2 separate regions of the Homo sapiens genome follow, and region 2 is linked to region 1. Evidence: chromatin loops called from intact Hi-C (ENCODE). Cell type or tissue: K562. All regions are shown on one strand. Links, peaks and the distances in the headings refer to the core of each region. The heading gives the core; the rest is flanking DNA.

Region 1 (15,505 bases), core at 2,395-10,394:
ACAATCATTGACTGCATCCTCCTATTCAGTATTGTGCTAAGCACTAGACGGTCTGATGACATTTAATTCATAAATGCAGTGCACAATGGGTGTTCTTATTCTCATGTTACAGTAAAGGCTGAAATGTCCATACTCTCTTTTGCTCCAAACAACAGGCTCTGAGAAGGCTCATCCACCGATAATGCCACATGCAAGGCTCGTCCCATCAGCATTTGCCAGTCCAGTCCAGGGCGGGCTGCCAGGCCTGCCATTGTCTAGGGCTATTGGATCTCAGTGTTTGGGAGGACGCTTCATCCAGCCACACCAAATGCATGACTTTGAGGGACACCACCCCTCTTCAAAAACTGGAAGCAACTCAGCAACCTAACCAGCAATTTCACACAAACCAGGTCAGGGAGATGATAGCTTGTCCATGGGTTTACTTATGAAAGCTGCTCAGCAAATTTATTGTAGCTGGGTAGTAATGCAGGTTTGGTGACTCTTCAATGCCACATCTGCCCCTAAAGGAGTTCCAGGAATTCTGATGGAAATTCACTGAGTTTTACTTCTGTGCACATTCTGTCACCCAGGCTGGAGTGCAGTGATGAAATCAAAGCTTACTGTAGCCTCAACTTCCGAGGTTCAAGCAATCATCCTGGCTCAACCTTCTGAGTAGTTGGGACTATAGGTGCATGCCACTATGCCAAAATAATTTTTTAATTTTTTTGCAGATATGGGGTCTCACTGTGTTGCCCAGATTGGAGTGCAGTGCCACGATCATAGCTCACTGCAGCACTGACCTCCAGGGCTCAAGCAATCCTTTTGCCTCAGCTTCTGAGTAGCTGGGACTACAGCTGTGCACCACCATGCCTTCTAACATTTTTAATATTTTTTGTAGAGGTGGGGTCTAATTATGTTGCCCAGATTCATCTCAAACTTCTGGGTTTAAGCGATCCTCCTGCCTCAGCCTCCCCAAGGGCTGGGATTACAGATTTGAACCACCATACCCAGCCCTTTACAGGTTCTTTAGCTTCTCCTGTGGATGCCAGTCCACAGGGACAGAATGCAGTACTCAAAGCTGAGAAGACAAGTTTTGCGCTTGCACAGGATTCCCCGTTAAAGCAAATAACAATAATGTGAAGTGAAATGCTGTCTTTCAAAAAGTTATTTGCTCTTCACAGATTTTTTTTTCAGTGAATCCTTCCCATTTCTTTTACATAAGACATTTCCCAAGTCTCATCACCTTTCTTAGGCCACAGGTAATTCAGAAAGCTATAGATTTAATAATTAATAGGATTCTACCAGACCATTTCTTTCCTTACATTTTCAATCAATCAGTCATTAGCTATTGAGCATCTATGATATCTTTCACCCTCCTTGGAATAAAAGCATTATTTTTTAAAAGTTTTCTTGGCTTCACTGACGCATGTTCCTATCCTTTCTCCATGAATAACACTTGTTTGCTCAAGCCAGACACCTGAGGGAATCCTACCTGCCCACTCTCCCTATGTCCCCTCCAATCTGCCATCCAGTTCTGCCAGCTGTTCCCAGTTCTCTCACTCTCTGGGTCTGGCCCTCATGCAGCTAGCTCAAATCATTGAAAGGACTCCATGACGGTCCACCGTGAACAATGCCTCTAGAACAGGAAAATATGATCACATCTTCCCTTGCTTAGGATTTTTCAAGTTTCTTCTGACCAAAGAATGAGCTCACCTTTCTTGCCTGCCGGAGGAGGCTATGCAGTCATTTATTCAGTTCAACCTGTTTTTATTGAGCACTTACTGTGTGCCAGGCATTGATTTAGGTGCTAAGGAAATAGCAGTGAACAGAATCCCTGTTCTGGTAGAGCTTCCATTCTACTGAGAGGAGACAGATAATAAACAAAATAACTCATGCATGTGTGTGTGTTTGTATGACATGCACACACATGTATATGTACATTTGTATACATACATGTATATTTATACTTATTTTTAGAAGGTGACTTGTGTACAAGGTGACAAAGAAAAACAAAGCAGGGCAGGATTCTAGGGAATGCTGGAGGAGGGGTTCATTTTACATAGGGTAGTCAGGGAAGAAATCAGTAAGAAAGTGACATTCTGACAAAGATGTGAGTTAGTCCCTGCTTGTTTGTGCAACATCTTTTTTTACCGCCTCTCTGCCTTGCATATTCTGTTTCACAATATTGAACTCTTAGCTGTCTCAAACCTACCAGTCCTTCAGCCTCCAGGCCTCTGCACGCATGGTTGATTGGCCCCAGGTTGCCTGTTCTCTGCAAAGGTGGACTCTTAGTTGTCTTTTTTGTCTCTGCCCCTCTTCTCTTCCTGGGATTCTCTAGGCAGGCTCAAGACCCTCCCTCTGGGCTTTGACTTTGCCTGGAACAAACCTGCTAGAGTGACTATCAACTCATATCATAGTTCTTCTCTTTCCCTCTCTAAATACCTATATGCAGACATAGACATGTCCATATGTAACATATAACACATGTTATTCACTGAGTTTTTACTGGGGTAAGTATATTTTTAAAATACATGTGTATATGTTCTGTATTCTCCATTACTTTTTGAAACAACCTAATAAGGTAGAATTATCCCCATTTCACAAGTGAGAAAATTCACTTACCCAATCCCTTTCCACTAATGGGGCTGGGCTTGAGCTGAAAGTTATCTGACACCACAGCCTTGGTCTGCCCACAATGCCCATAGCTTTCTCCCCAGAGCCTAAGCTCCCTTAGAGTACATTCTATAGCTTTGAGTTTTTGTGTCTTGCACCTAGCACAGTGTTCAGTACAGAGTAATTGCTCCCTAAATATTTATTGAACAAATACATTTTAATACTATTCATTCATTCATTATTAATGATGTGCAAAATTTCTATGTCTAGCTTCCTAAGTGTGTCTCCATAGGCCCAATCTTTCAATAGCAATAATAGCAATATTTTCATAGCACTTACCATGTACCAGGTACTGTTATAAGTACAAATATCAACTTTTTTGATCCTCACAACCCAATGAGGTAGGTACCACTTTTTTCTCCATTTTACAGAGGGAAAAACCAAGGCTTCAAGTAGTTAGTTCAATTTTTGAAGCTCACACAGCTAGCAAGTGACAGAACTGGGGTTTGAACTCAGGTGTCTTGGCTCCAGAGAGCCTCTGTTCCCCAAGACTGCATGACACTGCCTTCCTCAACCCTTCAGACTCAGGTTCCAGGCCCAGTGAATGATGTTCAGTGATGACTATGAACTGTTTTCTACCACTAAAAAGAGACATAATCAAGAACATCTACTTTGTATTGCTTAGTAGAGAAAAGCAACCTCTTAAATCCAGTACTCTTAGTGACTAAGCTAATATTCAGAGGAAATTTGGCAACCTCCTTCTAACATACTGAAGGCAAAGGGTAATAAAAACATAAAAGGAAAAGTATCCAAAAAGAAAGTAGATAACTAGGTGTTTGAGAAAAACAAAAATAAAGAAGTTTTTGTTGTTGTTGTTTGTTTTTTTTAGATCAAGAAAATATTGGGAAACTGCTACTGAAAGAGGATTGATGTTGGCATAAAGGGAGAGATCTTCTGTATCTCAAAGGAAATTTGCCTTTTAATCCAAAGTCAAGAAAGCCCATAAACTTACCCTAGAATCAAGAAGGAATCAACTAAATTATATCAGAATTCTTAGATCCGAAGAAGGTCATTTTCAGTAAGTGGATACTTGCAGGCTTAAATGAAATGTGAAAAATTTTGAAGGAAAATGTGATCAGGAAGTCAAAGTAAGCTTTTGACACTGCCTGCCACTCCCCACTCCCCACAGACACCCTCCCCTCGAAAAGAAAAGGAATAATTTTTTCCACTGCTTCATGAAGGGGACAAAGTCCTTTGCGACTTCTTTGCCTTAGAATACTATTAATCTTTTGTTGTTGTGTTCCTTTAGAATACTATTAATCTTATAAAACTGTGCCTCTGACCACAGGGTGGATTCCAGCATTAAACTACCAATGCTTTACAGAGAATCGTGAGAAACACTCAGGGAAGAGGTAATTCTACTCAAGGGTCATCCTTTTTCCTTGCCAATTTTTTTTTTCTTTATCAGCATTTGAAAGAAAACCAGATATTTTCTTTCCTGAAAGTTGATGACTTCAGGTGGGGAACAAGCATCTGTGGCAGATGGACTCTTGAAACGCAGTGAAATATCCTGTCTTCCTATAAATGTTTATGGGAGCAGGAGAACTGAAGAAGAAAAACACAGCAAAATGTTGCATGACTCACAGTCCGAACTGCTTCTAAATAAAGCATTTCTCAGAGTTTCCCATGAGGTGATTTGAGTGATCAGGCAGCAGGGTCCCTGTGAGTGGAGCAAGCACATTTTTAAAATACAAAAAGGTATATCCAACAGTCACTCAGGAGAATCGTTCTGTTGTTTTCGATGTTTAAGAAAATGTATGTCTAAGATGAGAGTATCAGATCATGTATATCATGTCCTGTTCCATATGTGGCCAGAGCGTCCCAGCAGTTCTTGGCTCGGCCACTTTGCAGATGATGATCAGCAGGACGTTTCATATTGACTCACAGACTTTCCTCTAATAGAGCATCTCCAAGTGATGATAATTAAGTTTAATTTTAGATCGTGTGTGCTGGACCTGGGAATGTTTTTAAAGTGGTAGCAAGCTCCATTGACTTTGGCAGTTGAGTTTTGAAAGGAAGGTCTTATGTCTTAGACTACCTCCATACTGTTCAGTCCCTTTATACTCCAGAAAATTATGAATTTGGAATCAACTGGGGAGAAATCCTTCGTCAGACTACTGTGCAAACGGTAGACACTCCTGCCCTTGACTGTCAGCCTCGCAGATGGAAACGTGGCCACCCTTCTTCATATTCAAGGCTCTCTGACTAGAAAGTCAGAAAGTGGCTACAGCCCTTCCAGCCAAGCTAGAGGAGTGGAAAAGTAAAGTCTAGAGGGCTTGAGCTTGTCAGGAACCACGGTTAGAACAATTCCTAGATTCTCTATGCAGCTTACCAGTGACGGTCTTCTATGACCTCATAACAGATTGGCAAAATTACATTAGGTGACTCAACCATTTCTGGGTACTGGTATTGAGTAGCGGTATAAAGACGAAATGATTGTATCAGGGAATAATTACTACCTAGAACGTGTTCAACTCTCTATATGTGCAGCAGACATGTGGTCAAATGAGCTGACTTGTTCTGGGTCATCAGATTTAAAAACTACAGGATACCCACTTAAATATAAATTTTAGATAAACATGAATACATTTTTAGCATACATGTACTCCATGTAATATTTTATCATTCATTGTTTACCTGAACATTAAACAAAATTAGTTGCTTCTCCGAAATTTCAATTTAACTGGACATCTGTATTTTAAATGGCAAGCTTCTAAGATGCACGAGCTTTTCTGAGCTACTATTTTATCAAAACACATTCTGAATGTTTTCCTGCAAGAACTGGGGAATCTAGAGAAAATGCATCAAAAATAATTTAACATTAGCAAGAAAACGGCCACTTTGGAAGGGCTTGTCTCAGTCACTGACACATACTGTAAACCTGTACCCCCGGAAAACCAGCAGGAGAGAAAAGTAAAAGCAACATGATGGTTGAGTGGATCCTATTGTGACCTAACACTTCCACCCAGACAGAATCCGAGTTCCCTGCCCGTAATTTTGAGCTTCAGGTTCCAGTTTCCTCTTTTTCTTTACTAGGTTTCGCTGCCTCCTGTAGGGGGAAATAAGGGAAAAGAGATAACGAAAGAAAGAAAGAAAAAAAAAAGGGCCGGCAATTTCATGTACATTTGTTTTGGCATTCGCTGAATTCTAGAGATGAAAACAATCTCCTGCTTTTAATTCAGTCCACGTGCAACAAAGTTGTACGTTGGGAGATCTGGCTTTTAATAAGAACGATTAACAAGCGTTTTTGATCACAGGAAGTTGAGAAGAGTCGCTGCTTCTAAGAATACAATAAACATTGACTAGCAGTTAGACGGTCCATCTTTCTCTATCAGCCGTTTAGCAGCCTCTACTTTGATTTGGGGCAAATGCGAGATGGGACCAGGAGAGAGCTCCCCACACCCCCACCACCACGTGGGCAGTGGTTCTGTTCCAGAGCGCCTTCCTTCCTGTCCAGGGAGGCAGGCTGCTGAGGCCGTTTCTGGGCAAGAGGCCATTGTCGGGATATTTGCTTTAGATAGCTTGCAGCTGGGCTGAGTGGGTGTTTCATTCAGACTCAACACAGGCAGCTCCCACCGTCTCTACTGTTTCAGGCTAGTGGAAGCTAGGGGCCTTTTGATTTATAAAGAGCTCTCTGTGCCTCCAGTTACATTTTAGGAAGCAAAGCCGTGATAAATGAAGCTCTGGCTGCTGATCTCCTGGATACACACACACACACACACACACACACACACACACACACACACACACGGCCTACACACCTTTTCCCCTGTAGCACAGAGGCTTTCACCACCAGGAGATTTAACCCTGGCCTAGGGTAGCCACGTGGGCATCCGTGTTCATCCGACATCCTCTTACATCAGAGCTTGCCCTGAATAGGGCAAAATCAAAGTGTGGAGCTTGTTGGTTTTTTATGTGGTATAGATATTCTTATATTTATCACATTTCCAATTTGAGGTCATCGACCACCATGGAAGGAACTGTGCTGGCATTTCTGGGCAAAGCCTAAAGTTGATTCTTCTTTTCCTACAGACAATTGTTTTCATGTGTGCTGGGAATGAATGCATTCTGAGGATGAGGGGTGGGGAATTCTACACGCAGGGAACTCAGGAGTCTTATTTTCTTTATTTTCTTATCCTGAGCTACAAATGACTGCTTAATTGGGAGAGACTACAATTACAAGAGTTCACTGAGGGAAGCATGAAAACAAAGTGAACCAGAAAAATAGAAACCCAGACTTCTCAGTTCCTGTTTATCCTATTTTTAATCTCCACATCTCAGTTGCTCTCTTTCTTGCTTCTTTTGCCTTGCTGGAATTCATACACACACCTGGCTTTCCATTTGCCTTGGGGACAGTGAGGAGGTGGAGCCCAAGAGTGGGAGGGCCCTGCTGCCTGCCGGTGGGGAGAGCTGGTGTCCGCTGGAAGAGGCAGACCTACAGAAAGCTCGGCCGTGTCTAACTCAAAGGTGTTGGCAGCACATGAATGATGACTTCTCCTCTCTTAACTGCCTGGGCTAGGAGACTTTCGCATGTCCGGACAAGTGGGAAGAAGGAAGGTCGGGGTGGAGGTGACCATGAGATTGTGGACGAATGTTCAGACTGACCAAGGCCTGAAGAGGTCTGAACGCCTGTGTTCTTCAGCCCTCCTCCCCCTCCTCTCTCTGTGTCTCTGACTCTCTTCTCTCCCCTCCCCTCCCTCTGTCTCCTTCCTTCCTTCCTTTCTTTCCTTCCTTCCTCCCTCCTCCTCCTTCCTTCCTTCCCTCTTTCCCTTTCTCCCTCCCTCCTTCCTTCCTTCCTTCCCCTCCCTTCCTCCTTCCCTCCCTTCCTTCCTTCTGTCCTTCTTTCCTTCCTTCCTTCCACACATGTTTAGGAAATGCCTGCCACCAGCAGTCTCCACATTAGGTTCCAACTATACCAAAGGAATCTGTGCCTTCCAAAACCTTCCCAGGGACAGAAACCACTCACAAGGGATGCCTCTGCCATTTCACCATGCGGGTGCCCACACCACCACAACACACTTCAATTTGTGAAAACACTTTTTCTTCCCTATCAGAGTGAAATAGTGCATACCCTTGTGTGGCTCTGCAACTGAAAGAGACAAAAGGGAATCACACCGGGAAAATCACACATTCTGGAATAAAGAGGGAAATGTAGAAACTGGGATCTTAAAGCCTCGGGGGAGAGGACCCTGGGGCCCGGGCTCTCTGGGCAGCACCCAGGCCTGGGGAGGAGCTGTTTCCAGTCGGTCTCCCTGCAGACCCTGAGTGCTGAGGGGAGGGTTGGCCTGTCTCCTTGGCCCCTGTGTGCCCAGCACCAGCATTTGTGCTGGGAACCTCCCAGGCACCACTCTGTGTTAAGGACGTGCCAGGAGAGACCTGGGAGGAGACGACCCCGGGGCTGGGTAGGTGTCCAGCTCCTTCCTGGTTATCTTCCACCCAGCACAGAGGACATCCTGTAACTCAGTTGCTCCTCACAGGGTCACATTTAGCCTCCCACGGGCTCTGCCACTCACAGTGCTCCTGTCAGGAAGCGGGGTTTGTTCCCTGAGATCGCCAGTCCGGGAGTCTCTCCAGGACCCCTGCGGGTGTCCGGGTGTGGCTTTGGCTGCCCTGTTCCCTGAGCCTGGTGTATCATCATGTGAGAACTGTTACTAGTTTCCATCTCAGGGAAAGGATAACCATGCCCCTAACACCCTGGCAGGACCAGATCTACCTTTCTGTCTAATATGACCCCTTCATCTGAGAGCTGGAACTTTCTGGAACCTTCTAGAGCCTTGTACAGGCTCTGGAGCCTACTGCGGACGCAGAACTAGTAATAGATTTGCTCAGTTCCTGCAGCTTTAGCTGTGGGGCACTCAGAAATTGCTGTGCTATGTGGGCTTAAATAATTTGAATAGACATGAATATATTTAATAAAAACAATCTGCTTTATCGAATTATTTCCATTTTTGTTCTCATTTATTTCCTTTAGCCCCAGATAATGTTAAAATAAACTACTGATGTATAATTAACTTTAGATGTTATAGTATCTTGAGCCAAGCTGATTTCGACGACAGTGAAGAACATTTTGAAGTAGTTTTATGATTTTTCACAGCACAACAGATTTTTATAAGAAGAAAAAAAAGCTTTAAAAATGCTGGCAGTGTTGTTTAGCTCCTCCAACACAAGCACCCACCACAGTAAAGCCCACAAATTCACAGTGGGCTGAAAAGTGGTTTCTGGAACTCTTTTAAACCTTGGCTAACTTTCGGGGGCTCCCAAAGGACAAGATTACTTCATGTCAAAGCAAAAATTCTCCTGACTCTGTAAACAGCCCACGGTTCTGGGAAATATGAAAAACGTAGATCAAAAATGAAGTTGTGTTGTGTTTGGAGAGGCTTTCCGTGATCACGAACCCTCCGTCCCGTGGGATCCACACTACTCCCGGGTTTTTGAGGTCCTCCTCGTCCTCGGGGTCACTGTATCCCTCTTTACCTTCTTCCTCAGAACACCCATTGCCAAATAGAAAACACCAATGATGATACTACTACCAGCCCAGAAGGCTGATTAAATCTGCATACCCTTCTTTGGAGCTTAAACCGTGCTGTGCATTTTCACGGTAAATAGTTTTGTGTTTTGTGGCATATATACAAACTTGGCAAGTAAAGACAAAAGTCACCAAAGACCTCATTTCCCACTAGTTTTGTAACAAAAAGCCAAATTGATATTCTCTTTTCTCCTTCCTACCGCACAAACGATACTCCCTTCATCTTATAGCATAGGTAAGTGTCAACACCCCTCTCACCAAGAATATTTTGTGGCTCAGCAAAAATCAAGTGAACTTAAAATATATTCTGATCCCACCAGGTAAGAAGAAAATGTTTAACATAACACAGTATTCCACCAGAATAAGCTGAGCTGGGGTTTTTTTCCCCGTCGTAGAATTCATGTTGGGAAGGTGGGTGTGAGTGATGATTCACTCACAAAGTGAGGCATGTGATAAAGAAAAGATTGTATCCTAGAATTTTAAACCTTATCTAATAAATTATCCAGACAAAGGGGCTCAGGGCTTTTTGGCAGGATCCTGTACTTCCATTAGAAGCCCAAAAAGCTCAAAGAAAAGAAACTACAGTGTATTCCATTCGTTCCTTTGGCAACTCGGATCTTCCCTTGTTTTAAACCAAACAAACATTCGCAAGGAAAACCAGCTGCTTTTACAATGAATAAACCCATTACCTCAACTCCTTTACTCAATACCATTACAGAGGTATTTTTACTTGTCAGATTTTCTGTTTCAGAGAAGCTTGGATATTTTCAGTATGCTGTCAATACAGACAAAACAGAGCTGGTTTTAGCAACAGCACCAGATGTGTCTGAGGACATGGGCCTTCCTGGACCTCCAATTCCAAGGTTGGGTGGTAAGTTACAGCTGCTGTCAAAAATAGTAACAACAGGATTTGGCATCTTGACACAATGCTGCCTGGTAATGGCTAAGCTCACGGCACAGTAGCCAGTGGAGAGGAGGCTGCATGCACATGGAAGGGAGAATTAGGAGACCCTGGAGCGTAGACTCAACCTGTGCGTCCAGAGCCAGCCCTGTTGTAATCTCCACCACAGCAAAGAAAACCAGTGCATGTTGCTTCAAGTACCCACTCATGTTTGACCCATAGCAGTCGGTAACATTAATTGTGCTGAGGGAGGCAAATGAACACTAACCAATCTAAAACAAGAGCAAAAGGGATTTTACCAAAGTATCAGCATTGGAGAACCTTCCCCTTCCCAAATCCAGTTTACCCCTCTTTTCTGGATAATTGGGTATCATGGATGCTCAGTGTGTCAGAGGGCCAGCGTGCTCCTGGAATCAATTGGAGACTTCTGTGACCCACAGGTCAGACAAGTCAGGTCTATAGGGTCTAACAAGAGAGTTTACTCAGTAGAGTAAAGGGAGCAATCTCCACTCAAAAATGAACAAGTGGGGTTTACAGAAGTTAGACTGTCACAGAACCAGAGTTAGAAGCAGTTGCAGAGCCAGGACATCTTAAATGATCAGCAGTAGAAGTGAAGGTTAAAGTTTTAAAAATTATCTATACACCTAGCCACGTATGATTGCTTTCTGCAGCCCTGATCCCATTCAATCTAGGCTCCGTGTGGTCTAGGCTATGAAATGAGTACAGCATTGGACTGTTTCTCGGTTGATCTTAGCTCAAACTCTTGTTAACTGAATGACCCCCTGAGCAGGTTTTTAAAATGCCTTGACCTTCACATTTCTCTTTTATAGAGTAGGGACAATCTGTCCCTTAGAGTTTGTTAATGCATGTAGTACACTTAGTGATGTAATATACTTACCACAATGTCAAACATATAGTCGACACTCAATAGATAATAGGTATGGTTATTATAAAGCAGTCAAAATGAGCCTTGTATTCAATAGTTCCCTGTAAGAAAAGCATGAAGTCTAACATGGCTTATAGGTCTTACCTCTCACCAGCTTTATCTAGCAACATTTTCGCCTCTGAAATCAACACTCCAGAGATGTTGTAAATTGTTCAGTGCCTTGAAATTCAGCATTTCTTCTAACTCCCAGGCCTTGGAACCTGTGCTGCCTTGCCTTGGAGCATGCTATCAACACCTCCCACTCATCCTTCACCTATCAGCTTAAGTGCCTTCCTCCACTTCAATGCTAAGCTGTGTCTCCCTGCCCCATTCTCTCTAGAGTGCCTATGCTGTTATACTCACTTGCCCAGTAGTGGCCTTCTCCATGTGACTCCATGAAACCAGGAGCCATGTTTTGTTCATGTTGCTATTCCTAAACCTTAGCAGAGTTCTTATCCCACAGTAGGTATTCCACTAATACTTATTCAGTGGATAAATAAATTACAAAACTATTTAGGGAACTCAAAATTACTGATAATTCTCAATCTAGGTGGCTCAATTCAGAAGGGAATAGAATTCAATAAGATAGAAATAGAAAGTGAATATACGATTCAGAAATGAATAGGATATAATCTGGTCTGCTCTAAAAGAATGGCTTTTGCAGAAAAAAATGGCTAGCTGACCCCTAACAGCTGTTCCCTTCTCCTTTCATAGTAATAGAAGTCTTAATTTTTAGCTGTGTCCATAGTCACAAACAAACAAACAAACAAACAAACAAACAAAAAACTACACTTCCTAACATCGTTGCAGGTGTGACCAGATTTTGGAGAAGTTCTGACCAATGAAATGCAGGCTGAATGCTGCCTCTCTTCAATCCATTCTCTTCAAAATCCAGGCTATAAGTACCTAGTCAAAGCCATAAGCCCCCACCACTTACTAAATATGTGATGTGTAGTAGACTGGCACACTATGTTGAATGACAGCTAGAATGCACTCTTTTTATATCCTTTTCTTCTCTCTCTCTTTGATGCCTACAGTAAATATGTAAAGGCTGGAGCGTTGACTGCCAAACTGGATGTTGAGGAACGGGGTTATATGTTAGTGCTGGCGAAGGGCAGAGCTGGATGAAGCCTGGATCCCTGAGTATTTTGGAAAATATAACCACCATACCAGCCCCTTGCTGCTTACCCTCTGACTTTTCATTTGCTTTACCAACTATTATTTTTATCCTCTGTTACTTGTAGTTCAGTTTCAAAGAAACCTCTTAATTACCAGGAATTGCATTGTGAAAACAATGATGTATGTTTGAAAAAAGGACTTAAGAGAGTTTCAAAGTTATTTTTATTTCAAGATTTTCACAGTAGTATTTTAATAGCAATAATGTATTTTATTGATGTTAGCTAAAGATTTTTTAATCTCAAACATAAATGAGGAAATTATAAATATCATGAAAGACCAGACAAAAATCAATAGCGTTCTAGATTCTAATCACACAGAATATTTTTCAACAGTCACTGGTGAGCAGAAGAAAATAATATCAACGGAGCAGCCAGTCTCTCCAGAAAGCAACTGTGTTTTCCAAGGCAGAGAACACAACGACCTTTCTTCTTGTGTTTATGGTGGTATTTCTCAACCACAAGCCCATGATAACTGGGAACGATGTTCAAAATATTTATCAATCTGCACAATCTGGATGCCATCCAATCAGAACAGATGCTGGCTATAGAACAACTAGTATATCCATCCTGGCTCATGGCAACATGATTTCAGCCTAGGGATACCAATAGTAGCATGTGTACGGAAATCACGTTTCTTAAATTATCAACCACATTTTGTCTAATTTATGGCATAACACCTGATAGAAATGCCTGTATCATATGCAAAATTAGAGGTTCATAGAAGTAGTTCTTGTTTTTTGTGTGTGAGTTTCCTAATGAGTTGGTTTAGAAAAGAATGAGACCCAAAGGATCCTGCTGGAGAGATTTTTGGAAGGTGGATGACTGGCTGTTTAGCATGTATTTTTCTTAACCATCGTTTGTGTTTGAGTGCTTGTATGCATACATGTGTGTATATACATGTACAAACAAAACATACAAAAGTAGTGTGACTGCAACTAGGAGTACATTGACACTGTGCCTGTGGCCAGCAATACTGTCTCCTTTCATTCCAGGAACAAGAAACTTCAGAGCCCCCAACATACTAGACTTGCTTCTGGCATTCATGCCACAGGGCTCCTGGTGTCTCAAATACTATTTTTGATGTGCAGCTGTTGAGTTGAAACATCTGATAGTTTCTCTTCTCCAGACTGATTTGGTGCAAGATACCAGTAAATGATCATTTGTTTCAGTTCTTACAAGAGTCAAAAGACTAATATTAGATAATGGTTCCTCCCACACATGGCCCTTTCCCTCTGACTTTTTGCCTGGAGGATCCCAGACCCTGAGAAACCACGCAAAGTCATTCTCAGACAGGCTTGGGCTTTAGCCACCAGATCTGTGGGGCTCCATCTGGCTTATAAAGTCTGTCCAAATGGGAGAATAGGAGCACCCGGTGTCACTCTCCCACACCCCTGTCAGTCCATGCTAAGTCCTTGCTACAGTTGTACTCATTTCCTTTTGTTTTCTTCCCTGTGGATTTGGAGATTAATTGGCCATGATTCACTCAGACAGTCATTTGTGTACTTGAAGGCCATTAGTAAAATCCCCTCTCGGTTCAGAAGAAAAGAGGGTGATCAAAATATTTAACAACTGCTAAGACTGAAGAACTGTAAAGGCACCAGCATTATTGTCCAGTCAGAATGGACTCTGGCCGTAGAGACTGAGCAGGTTCTTGGAGGCTCTTTGTTTAGAGACTTGGAGGATGAGGGAAGCAACCATTTGCCAGTTGGTCTGGGACATATTTCCTTCTCTTAATCATGGACAGATCTGTCCCAGTGTGTTTCTGTGGAGAATCCCCAGCCTCAGCCTTACTCCTTATAGTATATTATCAACCTTGCGAATGTGATAATTCACGATTAGAACACTTTTCAAGACTAATAACCAGATTGCCAGTGTAGCCCTATTTGCCACAGCCAGATGACTTTCAGCCATATCTGGAGAATGATGTAAGACAATTTTTTTTTTAATCTCTCAAATTTTTAACATGTACTTATGAGACAGTATAGTAACACAATGACTATCCATGATTTAGGATAAACTGAACGTGATCGAAGTGAGTAGTGTGATATGGTTTGCTAAAAAGACCCCGATATAATCATAGCTTGTTCTAACAGAAGCGTGATGTCTTGTGCTACTCAATGGTCAGTTGACATCTACCCTATGGGCTCTTGTTCTGGCCACCATACTTGTGGAGGAAGTGGTGCAGTAGAGCAGGTGAATGGTCCCAGTGATGCACCAGAGTGTGTGCCCATGGACAGGTGAATGGTCCCAGAAACATATCATATGAGAACAGGTTGAAGGTTTTTTCACTATGCATGTCATAAAAGGTGCCTGCATTTTGCATAGGGCCTTATTTGAAGAGGAAATAGGCTTATTCTGTGTTGTCCCAAAGGGACAAAATAGGACCAGTGAGTGGAAGGTAAAGAGAGGTAGAACTGGGGTCAACATAAGAAAGTGTCTATGGAAGGAGAATGAACTATTATAGTAATGTAAGTTCAAGGTGAGTGCAATTCAGTGTAAGAAACACCATGAGGCATCTATTGTGCCCTGGTTACCGTGTGAGGTGTTGTTAACAGAAAGAAGAATGTGGTGGCTTCACTCTACTATGAAATACAGATGTGAGAAGAATTCATAAGAAACATCACATGTTCCCGAAGGGATGCTTTTATAAGATTCCAAAGACAGGTAGGGAGGAAGTGATTAGTTCAAGAAAGTGTTTATAAAAGAGTGAGTGACAGATCTAGGTTTTGAAGAATAAATTCCTGTTTGATGAAGACAGACAGACAAGGGATGGACGAGTCTTCCAGGTTGAGGAATCAACATGTGGACAGTCCAGAGAGGTCCTTCAAGCAGTCTTGGAATTGGTTATTTCATTTGGGAGCGCAGGCTTCTAGTCTTCTGGGATAGTCTACATCCATAACAGGAGCTAGAATTTCAATGTCCTCATTATTTTTGAAGTATTTGCTTGCATGTCAGTATTTGTTTGGTTTTCCTCATTCAATGAATCTGTTCCTCCAGTGAGTCTGTAAGGGAATTATTTAGCAAAAGGTTTTCCAAGTTTAAGAATAGGAAAATGTTTAAATATGAGTATATTTAAATTGTTTTTTGTTTCAATGGATTTTTTTTTCAAGTTGGTCTCTTTTACTTTGCATAGGGAAGACCTTTTACTTTGATTAGCTTTGGTGACTTTGCTGCAACTTTAAAAATATATCCAGCATCCTAATCCTTGGAGGTTCAGATTCTTGGAAGATAAACTGCAACTTTGCAAATGGCTAATGGTCTGGTGAAAAAGAAGGATGGTAAATTTATGGTAGTACTAGTTTTATTTAAAATATATATATATA
Region 2 (15,505 bases), core at 3,116-11,115, 99 kb before region 1:
AATCTCCATGTCTCAAAGCATAAAACTAGTGATGCCATAGATTAGCTCCTCCTTTCCCTGAAATGCAACATGCACTGTACATGCATGCGCTGTACTGTAAAGGAGCATCACATGCATGTAGAGTGTGCAGGGAAGACAGGAAATGAAAATGCATCTCCCTGAGCTGTAGTTGGTTTAGGTAAGAGTTTATGGAAAATACGATTATTGACTGGTATGTATTTCAATGTGTGTTAGGTGGAGTTGCTCATGGACTCTTAGAGTTGAAGTGGAACAGACAGGTCTCCCAGCTCTCCAGCTCTGTTAAACAAGAGAAAGATGCTTGTGATGCCTCAGCTCAACTGTAATGAGGTCAACTCCTATCACTGCCGTTTCATCTCAGTGTTGATTCAGAACGCTTCCAGTTAAGTCCAACGCCCAAATCATCCTCACAAATTCCGTTAAGCCACAGCTCCCTCATCTTACTCTACACCCCCTCAGAGGTTTATTCTCATTCCACCCACTCTTAATTTCCCGCGGTCCTCCCAGAACTTCGGTTCCTCCATTTGCTTTCAGTCCATCTGGATCCACCTGGCTTTACTTCCCTCTTTATCCAGCCCGGCCTCCTTGGTTGCCAGGGTTTGTCAGTTCTCACTGGTAATCTCTCTCCCTCCTTGTCTACTTGTCATTCAGAGCTGGCAAAATTCCACCTGGGAACCCATACATCATTGGCCTTCTCCACTCTCAAGCCTGGGGGCTGAGCCCAGCTGGAGAAAATCACTAAGATCCTTCAACCAGTCCCACCAGGAAGCTCCCGCGGCTGTTCCAAGCTCTTGCCTCTCTCCCATGCTCTGCTTCACTGTCCTCCTGTCTCACAGCAGATTGTCCGGCCTCAGCTTCCTGCCTCAAATGCCCAGATGAATGCATCTGTACCCAGACCCGTTTTTAATTCCTGCTCCTTATTTCCTCTCTCTCCTGCCAATCCCATCAGCCATGCTCTGACCTGCTTTCTCTCCTGCTTCCTCCAGACCTTGTTCCCTCAACCCTCTTCCCTCTCTGCAGTATCCTCATCTCCCTCTCTACTAGGCCTTCCCCTTAGCATAGAAGCACACTTACATGTTTCCTCTGTGTACAAATAAACATAGCAATGAGTTTTAGAAAATGTTCCGTTCAACACGCTTTTCTTGACGTTCTCAATTTCATTGATTTCCAATTCCCCCAACTCCAGGCACACTCTCCTAGGGCCACACCCTGCATATTACCTGGAATTCTTCCTTCTCTGCCAGGATCCCTCTCACTGCCCATAATATTGTGTTATCTTTTGTCATCATTCTGTGTGCCTACTACACCTGTTCTTTGATCTCTTAGGGGCTCCGATTGCTCCATTTCCTTGTTGCCTTCATTCCTATTGCTTAGTGGCCTGGATCTCATGGCTCTTGCCTTGAAGCCATGAAGCTCATGGCTTCAGCCTCTGTCTGTCTACATCTTCTTTCCCATTCTCATTTTTCCACCACACTCACTGGTAAACTCCATCCCTGGATTAATACAACCATCCACCCTTCCTACACCTGGACTACTGGTGAAGCTCACATACCATGAGGGTTGGTGCCCTATGCAGCTATAGCCTCCAGCTTGAACTGGAAGCTCAGCTATATCCCACTCTCCTTCCACAGGTCCCATAATACCTTCCTCTTCCATTCCCCTAAATCATTGTTTCTCTACAGTCTTCAAATCCCCCTTGGAACTATCTCTTCTCTTTCTTTTAGGGGGTGACAGGTCTTCTTAATACTCCAATTAATGAAAACTGACTCAAAGTGACACCTTCAGTGCTCTGTCTCAAGCACTGGTTACAGATGGACCTACTCTCAGAGCCCTGAAATTTCCATGGAAAAAGTGATACCCACTTCTCACAGCTAATGTTCCCACATGGACTCCAGTTCCTATCCCCTACTTGCATCCTTCAGGGTCATGCCTTATTAATCATCTCATTATCTTTCATTTCTAGTAACTTTCGTTCTATTGCCTCTTCCCTCTAAGCACATATAATAACTATGTTTAAATCTCCATCCACAAACCAAATTAAAAATAAGAACAAAGCACAAAATTCATCCTTGATCTTATATCTTTCTATACTGTCCACTTTCTCTTTTGCTTCCATCACAGGCAAATTTTTGGAATTAATTAATGCTCTCCCTCATCTCATAAACCTTCTGGGGACCTTGTTTCTGTTCCAGCATGCCACTCAAACTATCTTTAAATTACTGGGACTTTCCTATTCTCATGCACATTTGTTTCATGTTCTTCAACTTCTACAGGTGCTTTGTTGGGAGAAATTATCTCCTAGATTTCTATGATAGTTTACTCCAGGTTAACTCTTTCCTCCTCCCACCATTTCTTCTCATGATCTTCAACAGGTTTCTCTTCCTCTGCTTTTCTTTAAAGTGTTTCTCAATCCAAGAGCCCTATCGGAATCCTGCAAAACCTACCACTGAGTTCTCCTTGATGAAGTGTTTCCTAAATGAATCCCTTAACCAATTGAACTCTCTCATTTAGAGATACCCAATACTATGGAAATTTACCATCCTGATCATCATTTGTTCTTTGTATACTTTCCTTATCTGGCCCATGAGTTCCTCATGAGCAGGGTCATGGCCCTATGTCTGGTTGTGGCTTACAGAGAAGACAGCCAGTCAGTACTTGTTTAATGTAACCCAGTTGAGCTGTTATCCTTTCTCTCTGTTGTCTGTTTACATTATATATTAGCTGCCCTTACAGAAGATCTGTCCTGCCTTTGTTCTTTTACTTGACTCTCATTTTAGGTCTTAGCAAATTTTGCAAACTTCTTTGAAGCACAAAGATTCTCAACACTATTTCTTACTTGCATTTATGTTCATCTTCTTTCCTTTTTTTTTTTTTTTTTGTACAAGTGTTCTTACGTCTGACTTTACCAGAGAATTTCCTGTTTGGCTACCTCTTGAGATACTTCCCCATTTTCTTCCCAGTCGGGATTGTGCTATGAACAAGGACCCTTCCCTCTCCAGACTTGTTTCATGCTCACGTCTTAGAATTCCACCAATCTTTGCTCTAAGCTTTTAGAGTTCTGCCTCCTCAAAAGGCGGTCACCCACCTGACAATACCCAGCTCACCCATGGTTGGCTGTGGGAGGCTCTAGAGTAACCTGCTCCTTTTATCTCCAGGGCCCCCGTCACTTCCTCCTTGGTTAGAATAGATCCAGAGAAGCAGCTCTGCCTCGCTTCCTCTTTGGACTGAAGTCGATTTCTAGCAGCTGTCCCTGTGGGCTCCCTGCACCCGGGCCCCTCCCTCTGCAGTCACCCAACCTCTCTGGCAGCATCTGTGCTGTTTGATCCATGCCTGGAAAACATCAGTGCTTCCTCCATCTGGATGGGTGGTCTCCAGCATCGTCCCACTCTCCCTCCCTCCTTTAATCTTCAACCAAACTCTCTGTGCACATTCTTCCATCATGGTCACACATTTCACTCCAGGTGTATATGGCTTTGACTGGCTTAGCTATTGATCCTATTTCTTTTGAACATGGCATTTCCTAGACCTTGGTGTTCTAGGCCAATTAAAAACCTGCTTCCTTATATCCTGGTGAGGGCAAATAATGGTGTTTACCTTCCTGCATTAATATCCAACATGCATTTTATTTGTTAACTATATTTTATCCCTACTCATTTGGTACATGAACATAATCACTCATTCTGTGCCTCTTCAAGTTATTCCTGACTGTGAATTACTTGACACCACTAGTATTATTTTTCTCTGTAAACTTTCCCAATATTTATTTGATACTACACATTTTGCAGAACAAAGCCTCGATTATTTTTATTCTTTATTTTTTAATTTTGACTTTTAAAGTTCCTTATTTTCTATTTATTATTCTATTGTTCTATACAACAAAGTTAATTATTACTGTTAACTTTTTTAAAAAAAAACTTTTAAGTTCAAGGGTACAAGTGCAGGTTTGTTACACAGGTCAACTTGTGTCATAGGGGTTTGTTGTACAGATTATCTTATCACCCAGGTATTAAGCCTACTACCCAACAGTTATTTTTCCTGATTGTCTCCCTCCTCCTACCTTCCAAACTCCAAAAGGCCCCATTGTGTGTTGTTTCTTTCTGTGTGTCCATGTGTCCTCATCACTTAACTCCCACTTATAAGTGAGAACTTGTGGTATTTGGTTTTCCATTCCTGTGTTAGTTTGCTAAGGATAATGGCCTCCAGCTCTATCCATGTCCCTGCAAAGGACATGATCTTGTTCTCTTTTATGGCTGCGTAGTATTCCATCATGTATATGTACCATATTTTCTTTATCCAGACTATTATTTATGGACATTTAGGTTGATTCCATGTCTTTGCTATTGTGAATAGTGTTGAATAACTTAGTTCAGCCATTGTGGAAGACAGTGTGACATTTCCTCAAAGACTTAAAAACGGAAATACCATTCAACCCAGCAATCCCATTACTGGGTAAATACCTAAAGGGAGAACATTATTTTTTATTACTATTATTATTTGACCATTTTGGGAGGTTATCTTCACGATTTATACATGATTTTCAGGAACCCCTATTTCAGTACAATAATTTATGATGCAGAAAATTAAATCCCGTCCTGAGGATAATAGTAATAGTAGTATTAGTGGCAACAGCACTAGCAATAGTAGTAGTTATTCTATTAAATATCCAATACATATTTATTAAGCACCTATTATGGGCCAAGCACCCTGTTATATGTAGGGGAGAAAACAGTGGAATACATTCAAACTGTCCCTGACCCAGTGGAGTCTGCTGTCTCCTGAGGGGCTCACATATTCACATGAATAAAAATAAAAGTTAGACCTATGGTACAGGCATGGCAGAGGCTACTGGTCACCCCCCACTAACCCAATCCATCTGTAGATTTTTAGGGGTAGAACCTCTGAGGTAGCTGGACTCATGGCTGCTCAGCCAGAGACAGAGGCCATATCTCCCTCTTAACTGAGAGGGAGCATTCTATTTAATAAGCACTTCTACTGCACTCCCTGACCGCTAGCCACTGTCCTAAGTCCTTTAAGCATACTAGCTCGTCTTATCTTCTTGAGAACACTTTGAGGTAGACAGATGAGGAAACAAAGGAACAGAGAGGTTGAATATTTTAAGTCACACATCTCTTTTTCTTAGAGATGAAGTCTCACTCTGTTGCCCAGGCTGGAGTGCACTGGCATAATCTTGGCTCACCGTCACCTCCATCTCCTGGGTTCAAGAAATTCTCCAGCATCAGCCTCCCGAGTAGCTGGGACTACAGGTGCGCCCCACCATGCCTGGCTAATTTTTGTATTTTTAGTAGAGAAGAGGTTTCACCATGATGACCAGGCTGGTCTCGAACTCCTGACCTCAAGTGATCTGCCTGTCTCAGCCTCCCAAAGTGCTGGGATTATAGGCGTGAGCCACTGCGCCTGGCCTAAAGTCACACACCTCTTAAGGGAAGTAGCTAGAGTACAAATCCAGCCAGTCTAGCTTCAGAGTCAATGCTCCCTGTGTCTATGTATAGGCATAGATTTTTCAATATCATATGTGTGTGTGTACATACAACCTATATGTGTAAACACAAACCTGCAGACTGTGTGTATGTGTACAGAGGTCACACCAGTCCTTCAATTAATTAATTTATTTATTTATTTTTGGAGACAGGGTCTTGCTCTGTCTCCCAGGCTGGAGTGCAGTGGTGCTATCTCGACTCACTGCAACCTCTGCCTCCAGGGTTCAAGCAAATTCTTGTGCTTCAGTGTCCTGAGTATCTGGGACTACAACCAGGCACCACCACGCCTGGCCATTTTTTTTTTTTTTTTTTTTTGTATTTTAATAGAGATGGGTCTTCACCATGTTGCTCAGCCTAGTCTCAAACTCCTGAGCTCAGGCAAGCCACCCGCCTCAGCCTCCCAAAGTGCTAGGATTACAGGCGTGAGCCACCGTGCCTGGTAGTCCTTCAATTTAATACTGCAAATTTAACCTTGCTTCACTGTACGGCATCAGCTCCTTGGACATCTACACGGACTGTGGACACCATTTGATCCAATGTATAGCTAGTTCTCCCCATGGCTATTCAACTATACGTGCCCCCAGTATTCAAAGGACATTTGGAAACTCATCTGATATCTCCAAGTGCTGCTGCAAATAAGATCCTGATGCTGTTTTAGGCACCTGAGTAAAGTCAAAATCTAAGTACAACTATAACTATGACAGTTTTAGAGAGATTCTTGGCTTACTGCTGTTGAGCCACTTACACAATTCTGCAGAGAATAAATGTAGGAGAGAGCAACCTCTTTCCTGCCACCTGACCTTCACTTGGTGGTCAGTCGTGTGGAGCTGGACGTCACTGTCAGCTTCAGTGGAGTCCAACTGCTGACAGATAAGTGGGAGCACATGGCACGTGCGAGATAAGAGCCTATAAGAGCCTGGCGGCCTGAAATAAATGGCAACAACAATGCTCTTCTAAGTGGTCTTCCGAGAAAGCCCTGTTATCATCAGCATTGTTCACACTTAGTAACAACTTTCCTTGAATGGGGTTTTCAACATGTTTGTTCCTTTCAGTCTGAATTATCTGCCAGGGAAGAAACTCTTTCTAAAGTCCGTCAACAGTTGTGAGATTGGGTTGAGGCTCTCAAAGGAGTTTCCGGCTGTTGTCAACACAGCAGGAAGGGGCAAGGATAAAGGGTGATTTAGGAGCCTGTGCCTGGGTAGGTCCTGCCAGAGCCAGCCCAGCCCAGCCCAGCCCAGCCCAGCACAGCACAGCACAGCCCTGCCCAGTAGGTCACGCGAGCGCCATCAGCCAAGGCTTTTGGAAAAACCTATGACAAGGTTTTCAGCTTTTCAGAGATGTGCCAGGACTAACGCAGTGTTACTGGGGAGAAATTAAGAATGTATCCGACGTGTGATTCCCAACTTCATTTTCTGCCTACTCGCTTTAAACAGCCAGTATACAAGAGGCCACTCAGCCATGGAGAAAGTCCCTGAAAGTTCTACGAGATATTCTGATCTTAGTATATTGGGTTCTTAATCTGAACCATATTGAAAATTCCACCATGTAGTTTGAGCTTTGCAAAGTCAGGTCCCACCATATTTTTTTTTTTTTTTTTTTTTTTTTTTTGAGATGGAGTCTCGCTCTGTCGCCCAGGCTGGGATGCAGTGGCATGATCTCAGCTCACTGCAACCTCCACCTCCCGGGCTCAAGTGATTCTCCTGCCTCAGCCTCCTGAGTAGCTGGGATTACAGGCACGTGCAATGATGCCCGGCTATTTTTTGTATTTTTAGTCGACACGGGGTTTACCCATGTTGGCCAGGCTGGTCACAAACTCCTGATCTCAAGGAGTCCGCCCGCCTCGCCCTCCAAAGTGCTGGGATTATTCACAGGCGTGAACCACCACGCCCAGCCCCATCATAATTTTTCTGTAACTCCCCAGGTGACCAGTGCATCCGGCACAGTAATGCTCAATAAACAAGAGTTAAAGTGAACGGAAGATGCTAAATGCCACCGCCGATTGTCATCTACTGATGTATGTTTGAGAGAAATCTTACGGTGATTTCCCACAGCTGTCCTGGAGTCATATAAAGAGATATTTTGAGGGATTAATTCTAAATATTGGGAATGGAAAGAGAGAAAAGCTCTGAGAAAACTTCTTCATTTCGGTGATCAGGAGAAGATGCGTAAAGTATCATGACTTGCATTTTTACTCTCTGGACGAAGTTGTTTTCTTATTATTTTTTACTTTCATTTGTTCATTCACTCATTTACTGATCCACAGGCTTTGGAGTCAGACCTAGGGCTGTACCATCCTACTGTGCAGCTATGGTGGGCCATTGGGCAAGTCTCTGGTATCTCTAAGCCTCAATATCCCACCAAATGTAAAACTAATTCATTCAGTCAAGAGATGCTTTTAAGCACCTCCTAGGTTTCAGGTGTGGAAGAGAGTGAGCAAGAGAGACACAGGCCCTACTTTTGTGGAGCAACTGAACATGAAAGTATCAAATTAGAATATAGGTTTGAAGAAATGTGGAATGATGCACACAGACACAACAAGACAGAAAATATGAAAGGGTGAATAAGAATGATAAGGACTAGTTAAAATTTCAAAACGAGAGACTAGAGAGAGAAGAAATGTTTGAGGATAAAAGGTTGATGATTTTTCAGATATTAGGAAAGACAAAGGCCTTAGGTCCAGAGGGGACATTTGTCCCCTCTGGATCTGGAGATATTTGTATTATAGTGACATTACAAAATGCCAGAGATGATAAAAATAACTTAAAAGCAGCCCTAGAGAAATGACAGACATCAAAAGGAATAATAATCAGATCAACAGAAGTTTTGACAATAATGGATCCGCAAAGACGATAAAATTCTAAGAGAAAATAACTTTGCCAAGCCACTCTACCTTTCAAAAACAAGGTTGAACACATTTTCATATAATAAGATGTAAGGACTCTCACCTTGAAAAAAAATCCTCATGAAAGGAACTTCTAAAGGACATACTTCGGGGAAAAAGGACATAAATACAGAAGAAATATCTCAAACCTCAGATATGATCAAGAGTGTGAGCAAAGAAAAATTGGTAGCCACGTGGATAAATCCAAACATACTTTGACTGAATAAACCAATAGTCACATTAATAACAAATTATAGAATAGAAAACATTGTGGAACTAAAAACCTAACTAATTAAATAATGGTAATAGTTTAGGTGAGAGGAAGATGGCCTGTACTACAGGATGGACAACGAAGAAAGGACATTAGAAAGCATGTTAGAGCAAGTATTAATAAAACCTGGGAACTGGAGATGAAGGTAAAGAAGAGGGAGGATTCAGGGATGCTCAAAGTTCTTTTCTTGGGCAAATTAACTTCTCAAGACCTCAGGTTCCATATTAGAATAGTGAATGGACTGCACGAAATGACATAGAATTATTTTTATTCTGCTATATTAAGTGTTCAATATGTGCCAGCAATTATTACTTCCACAATATTGAGAGAGTGTTTTGTTTGTTCCCCATGGGTGAGACAAAGATGACCTGAACATGATCTAAGTGCTGAATAAGCTTAAAATGTGGTAAAAGAAATACATACACTACTAAGTCTATTTCAAGCCAGAGTGTGATCCACATGCCATCAGGGAAGAGCAAACGTTGTTTTGAAAAGCAAAGGAAGAGGAGATGATCCTGCAGTGAAATCCGGGGAAGATTTTCTGAAAATGTCAAATGGGGCCCTGAAGATTCTTTAGGATTTAAAAATACATAGTTCTTATTTTAATGGTAATATATACCTGTAGGAAATCTGAAAAATTAAAATAGTATAAAAAAGAATGAAATTACTTCCAAATCCTATTATCCAGAAATAATCACAGACAACAGGCTACTAGGCATCTCATCAGACTTTTCAAACTCTGATTCTCTGTTTCTATGAAATACCTTAACAGTGAATGTTGCATATAACATCATCAAATGTTATGCTTTTATAAAATTTTTAAAGCTCTAGAGGGTTCAATTGTATGGATGTGTCATAGCGTAGTGAACCAATCCTGGATGATCAGACACTAATTTTGTTCCTAATCGTTTACTTTTGCCACGGTACTGACATGCACTTTGCAGTTTTACATACTAAGAATAGAAGAAAAATGAACAATCATGATAGGATGTCTCAGGCATAGAAATCAAGACAAATAGAGGTAGAGTGTGCTCAAGAACATTGGTTCTTTCCAGTTTCACCGAAATGAAAAGTTTGTGTACACGAATGTGTAGAAACTAGATAGGGGAATAGTAGATGAAACTAGAGCCCATCGTGATGGGTTCTGAATGAATGATGTGTTTGGACATGATTAGGAAAGTAACTGGGAAGTTGATGATCAGATGTGCAGTTGAGAAAGTTGTATGTAATTAAAAGCAATAGACAGTGTATGTCAGTTAAAAATGCTTTCTGCTGCAAGTAATAGTAAACACTTCAAAAAAGTGGCTAATAAAGAGTGTTTATATTTTTCATATAACCCAAATGGTGACAGCCAGCGGTGGCTGATTGGGTTCAGATGTTCAGTGATATCTACAGAAGGCGCCGGGTCTTCCTGATGCTATGCTCTGTGATGCTTAGAGCACATTATTGGCTTTGTGCTTCCTGGCCACAGGATGACTGGTGTAGCTTCAGGCATCATGGCCTCAAATAAGAGCCAGAATCAGGGGTGTTGTTATGGCAGAGAAAAACCTGCTTGTGTCCCTCTCATCTTTAATCAGTACCTTAGTTTGCCAGGGTTGCCATAACAAAGTACCACAAACTGGTGGCTTAAAACAGCAGAAGTGTGTTCCCGAGGCTAGAAGTCGAAAAGCAAGGTTTTGGCAGGGCCACGCTCCTCTGAAGGCTCTAGGGAAGGATGCTTTCCTACATCTCTCCTAGCTTCAGGCGATTGCTGCAATCCTTGGCATCCCTTGGCTTGTAGCTGCATCACTCCAATTTCCGCCTCTGTCTTCACATGGTCTTCTTCCCTGTGTGTTTCCTCTGTGTCTCTGTATGTTCAAATCTACATCTTCTTACCCTTACAAAGATGCTAACCATTGGAATTAGGGTCCATGGTAATCTAGTATGACTTCATCTTAACTTGATTAGATCTGCCAAGACTATATATATTTCCAAATAAGGCCACACTCCTAGGTGCCATGGATTAGGACTTGAACATACCATTGGGGGGGTCAAAATTCAATCCACTACAATTGGGGACCAAAAATTGTTCTCACAATTTCCTGGTAGGTGCTCCTTCATAGCTCATGGCCAGTTCTGAGTCACTACTCATCCCTAGGCCTGGGGTGTACCCACTTTCTATGGATATTACGAGCTCTCTAGTTGATACTTGACAAAAGTCAGAATTCAAACAAGGGAGAAAAAAGGAGGAGTAGAGAATGTTTGCTAAATGGGCTACAGGATCTGCCACATAGAGGGACAACTTAGAAACATATATTCCATATATATGTTTATATATGGAATATTACATATATTACATAATATTACATATATATGTTTGGAATATATATACATGGAATATATATATTTCGAAGGTTGGTGCAAAGTGCAGTTTTGCCATTGTTTTTAATGGTATATATATAGTTGGACAAGACATAGGGACTGAACTAAAACAAAAGGCATAATATGTCAACAATATTTGTGGAGATAGACTCAATATACCTTGGAAACTACAATTATGAGCACAAGGGTCTATGTGCGGGGATGAGACCAATCTAGAATCTGGGAGCTACGGATCTCTGTGACCTTGATATTAAAAGAGTGAATAGAGGGCAATTTGGAAAAGGTGAGAAATAATTGAGCTGTAGAGAAACATATGCATGGTTAAAGATACAGTTCTATTGCTTTTTTATTAGTAATTTCCATTTCTAGCTCCACACACTCACCCATCCACTCAACTGACCTAAAGTGGGAAGGATATTTCCAGCCTAATAAATCTCTGGCAAGAACAGCAGCTCTCTGGCAAAATACTCAGCACCTGCCATGGAAATTAGAAGGCATTGGGATGACAGTTGCTTTTGTTTGGAGGATGAACATCAGGAGTGCTTGAGAAGTGACAGTGGAACTGCTTCCCTCTCACCATGTCTGTATTTGGATGTACATAGAATGTTTTAACCATTCCTGAGGTCCCATCTCCACGTACCTGAGCCTCTGGGGTGCAGACACACACCTGTGGTTTTTTCTATTAGTCACTTCCTTGGTAGGCCTCCAGCTGGAAGGAGGAAAGGACAACGTTGGAAGCCAAAGTCACCGCTTTGATTCTGGTAACCTTGTTGGAGATGCTGCACTCTGAAAACACAGTACATCCATTTCCAGAAAGTGAAGCCTGGAAAATTAGTGCCTAATCGATTTCATTCATAAATCCCCATCATGGCAGCTTACATGACGTTCAAGGAAAAACTTCTCAAGCCTCTCCATTTAAAATAAATGTTAGCTTTTATAGTAACATTGAGCAAAAGATTTATGTCCATTTTCTTCACATTGTTTGACTTCTAAGTGTCTTCCCCCACTTTTCATCCAAGGTAAACTTTCAAAAATGTTTTCCTTGAGGCTGGGCCTGTAGGAAATAATACATAGTAATCCCAGTACTTTTACTGGCTGTGTTTCTGTCAGGATCATCTAGTAAATTCAGTGCCTTTAGCAATCTTATCTCTTATTTAGTAGGAGATTAAAGAACACAGAGCCAATTATCCTCATTTTCTGGATGAAAAGACTGAGGTACAAAGGAGTTTGAAGACTTAATGTGGTTGCCCAATAGCTAGTGCCAAGTCTGGGGAAAAAATTGACTTTCCCATCCCCTAAGATGAAAAGGCAGCCTCTAGTTTTCCTGTGGTTGGGCACAAACATTGAGGAAGATAGTTAAAAACACTAAATGATCCTAAAATGCACATATATTGAATTGACATAAGCTATGTGCAAATGCTGAACACATTGTATCTACCATGTAGAACATAATCTATAAAATTTAACTTCTGTTTTCCCAATCTTTACCTGAGTGTGCATTTTTATATTAACATTTAGGTTGGGTACTTTAATATACTTGAGTTTGAACACAGTAATATCACAGAGTGATTTTTTGACCTAAACCAGAAATTATCTCTCCTTCCAGCTGAGCAGCTGAGCAACCTTCGTCTTCTGTAGAAGAAGGGAAGAACAGTCCTCGTCTGCTCGTTTATTGAGACAATTTAGAATCTGTGTTTTAAAATGGTCCATGTATACTTGAGTGTGTGAGGGAATAAAAGTGAATTGAAATATGAGGAACTGAGTTAACAATTGAGTTCATCATCTAGGAAGATTGATTCCTGGATCTGCCACTGCTTTTCTGGAGGTCTCTGGTGGATCACATCACCTGCTCTGAACCTGCCTTTCCAGTGGTTGAGGTTATTATGATACAGGAGGTCTAAATTTCCTTTCAGCTACAGAGTTTGTTATGCTTTGGATTGTGTCTCTCCCAAATTCATACGTTAAAGTCATAACTCCCGGTACTTCAGAATGTGGTCTTATTTGGAGATAGGCCCTTTACAGAGGTAATAAAGTTAATATGAGGTCATTAGAGTGGCCTCTAATCCAACACGACTCATGTCTTTATAAAAAGAAGGGGTAATTTGGACATGTAACCATGTGATGACACAGGGAAAAGATCATCATCTGCAAATCCAGGAGAGAGGCCTCACAGGAAATGACTGCTGCTGACATCTTGATCTTGGGTTTTTAGCCTCAAGCACTATGAGACAATACATTCATTTTGTTCAAGACACCCACGCTGTGGCACTTTGTTATAGCTTCCTTAGCAAACTAATACAGAGTTCTCTCATTCTACTCTGTTTAATTGTGTCATTACACATTTAGTACTAGTTAGTAGCATTTTTGTAAATGTTTATATGTATGCATTATCTTACTGAACCCTGACATTGTGTGAGGCAGGAATTATTGTCCTAATTTCACAGGGATTAGACACTCCATTACAGTTTAAAGATAAGTAAAGGCAGGCTCTCATGTAATTTGACCAAACTCAATGTTCTGGGGGCAGATCTGGGTCACAAATAAGAGGGCTCTTTCCAAAATTCATGCTGTGTCTTCTATTTCATGTTGCTTTTTGAAGGATCATAAGAGCTTGTGTAATTGTTATAATCAGAAAATACATGCTTAAAAAACAGAAATAGGGAAAGTTAAGGCAGCTCTCCTGAGAACTTAGAGAAACACTGTCTAAACCGAAGAAGTTGCGGGTATCATCCATGAATGGAGAAATACAATGGGAACTCTTTTCTCCTCAATATATCTCATTTGCTTGCTTATTTAGCCCAATTTGGCTGGAAAGATAATCGTTGAGGCCAAAATCCACAAGACAAAGGAAGACACGATCTTTCAGAGAAAAAAAAAATATTCTGAGTGAAATATTCCTGTTCGCAAACTGTTAAATGTGCAGCTCCAAGGAGCACCCTTTAATACATCAAGAAAGGATTTATTGTCCTCACAATGAGGAGACGGGGCACACATGCTGCAGGAAGGGCTGCAGGTTGGCAGAATGTTCTGGAAGGCAATTTGGCAGCATGTCCCCAAAGCCTCCATACCCTTTGATCCAGAGTTCTACTTTTAGGGGCTTATCCTACCAAAACAATGCAGTCCAAAGTGGGGAAAATATGTGTATGAGAATGTCCTGAGCAGCTCAGGTATCTACCTCAGTGGTCAGAAGAGGAGCATGAGGTGGAAGAAGAGAGCTAGGACTTGAGGGTGCCAGCACTGGGCACCCAGACTCAGGACTGACTGTCAAGCAATCATGGTGAATGTTGACATGGGCACATGTATGTCTAATAACACGTGATGGTGTTCATGACATATGTTAAATACTAACAGAAAACATAGTAAAAATAGTGTATGTCGTATGACATGGATATGTGTATCTATGTACATGTACACACATGTGCATCCATGTACATATATGCACAGACATGTTTACATGTGTTTGTACACACATAAGGGGTAGCAGGACTCAAATGACACACACCAAATGCTGACTATGGTTGTCCTTGTATCATAAAACCATGAAAGATAGGTTTATTTTTTCCATTTTCTTTGCTTATATAGTAATTTCTTTCTTTCTTTCTTTTTTTTTTTTTTTGAGACACAATCTCACTCTGTCGCCCAGTGCAGTGGTGTTATCTCGGCTCACTGCAAGCTCTGCCTCCTGGGTTCATGCCATTCTCCTGCCTCAGCCTCCTGAGTAGCTGGGACTACAGGTGCGTGCCACCACGCTTGGCTAATTTTTTGTATTTTTAGTAGAGACGGGGTTTCATCGTGTTAGCCAAGATGGTCTCGATCTCCTGACCTCATGATCCACCTGCCTCAGCCTCCCAAAGTGCTGGGATTACAGGTGTGAGCCACAGTGCCCGGCCATATAGTAATTTCTAAACTTCCTACAACATATATTTATCAATCTAGTAAAGAGAAATGTTTTTAATAAAGATTTGACCTGTTAATGTCTATAATATTGTCATGGTCATTATTTTTAATTTAACGTATCATCCAGGTCTTCCAAACTGTTGGATTCTTAGAGCTAATACCAATATTTGCTAAGAACATGAAGCACTCTCTTATTTAACCTGGGCTGTCAGTCATTCTTTCTTTCTTTGATGCAGTTTGCCTTAACCCAAGTTCAGATGACATGAAAAGTCATTTGTATTATGTTCTTGGAAGCTTGGACAATTGTATTACTCACATTCTACATGTCCAGGGATAGCTAATGGTTAGTAGTTTTACTGAACCGTAAGGTCACCTCTGATGGAATATTCATTGAGTACTGATACTATGTATCTTGTCTGTATTAGTAAGAGTTTTCCAGAGAAATAGAACTAATAGGATGTGTGTTTGTATGTGTGAGATGTTTGTGTATAAAGAGATTTATTATAAGGAATTGGTTCACATAATTATGAAGGATGAAAAGTCCGAAAATCTGCAGTTGGTAAGCTGGAGACCCAGGAG

What was found. A loop is a pair of places that touch in the nucleus more often than their neighbours do. Peaks named below come from ENCODE experiments on the same cell type or tissue, not always from the same donor. Only the 100,000 strongest peaks of a DNase experiment are listed, where the experiment ranks them.
Region 2: a loop joins it to region 1, with 5 times the contacts of the local background. A loop is called at or near these places in 3 of 110 quality-filtered maps.

The regions. Positions count from the first base shown.
Region 1 is chr21:35,199,318-35,214,822 of GRCh38, forward strand. LOC124905015 (a long non-coding RNA gene) reads right to left here. Exons shown (of 2, transcript XR_007067854.1): 2 at 12,328-15,184. Among named protein-coding and RNA genes, the nearest start is that of RUNX1, 160 kb to the left of the region's middle. In K562, for the core only: a CTCF peak has its summit at 5,712 (motif pointing right); DNase peaks (open chromatin) are centred at 5,674, 6,124 and 7,044; H3K4me3 peaks cover 710 bases.
Region 2 is chr21:35,100,025-35,115,529 of GRCh38, forward strand. No RefSeq gene overlaps it. Among named protein-coding and RNA genes, the nearest start is that of RUNX1, 58 kb to the left of the region's middle. RefSeq lists a silencer at 5,207-5,385. In K562, for the core only: no CTCF peak of the experiment used is centred there; DNase peaks (open chromatin) are centred at 3,207, 4,993 and 6,417; H3K4me3 peaks cover 693 bases.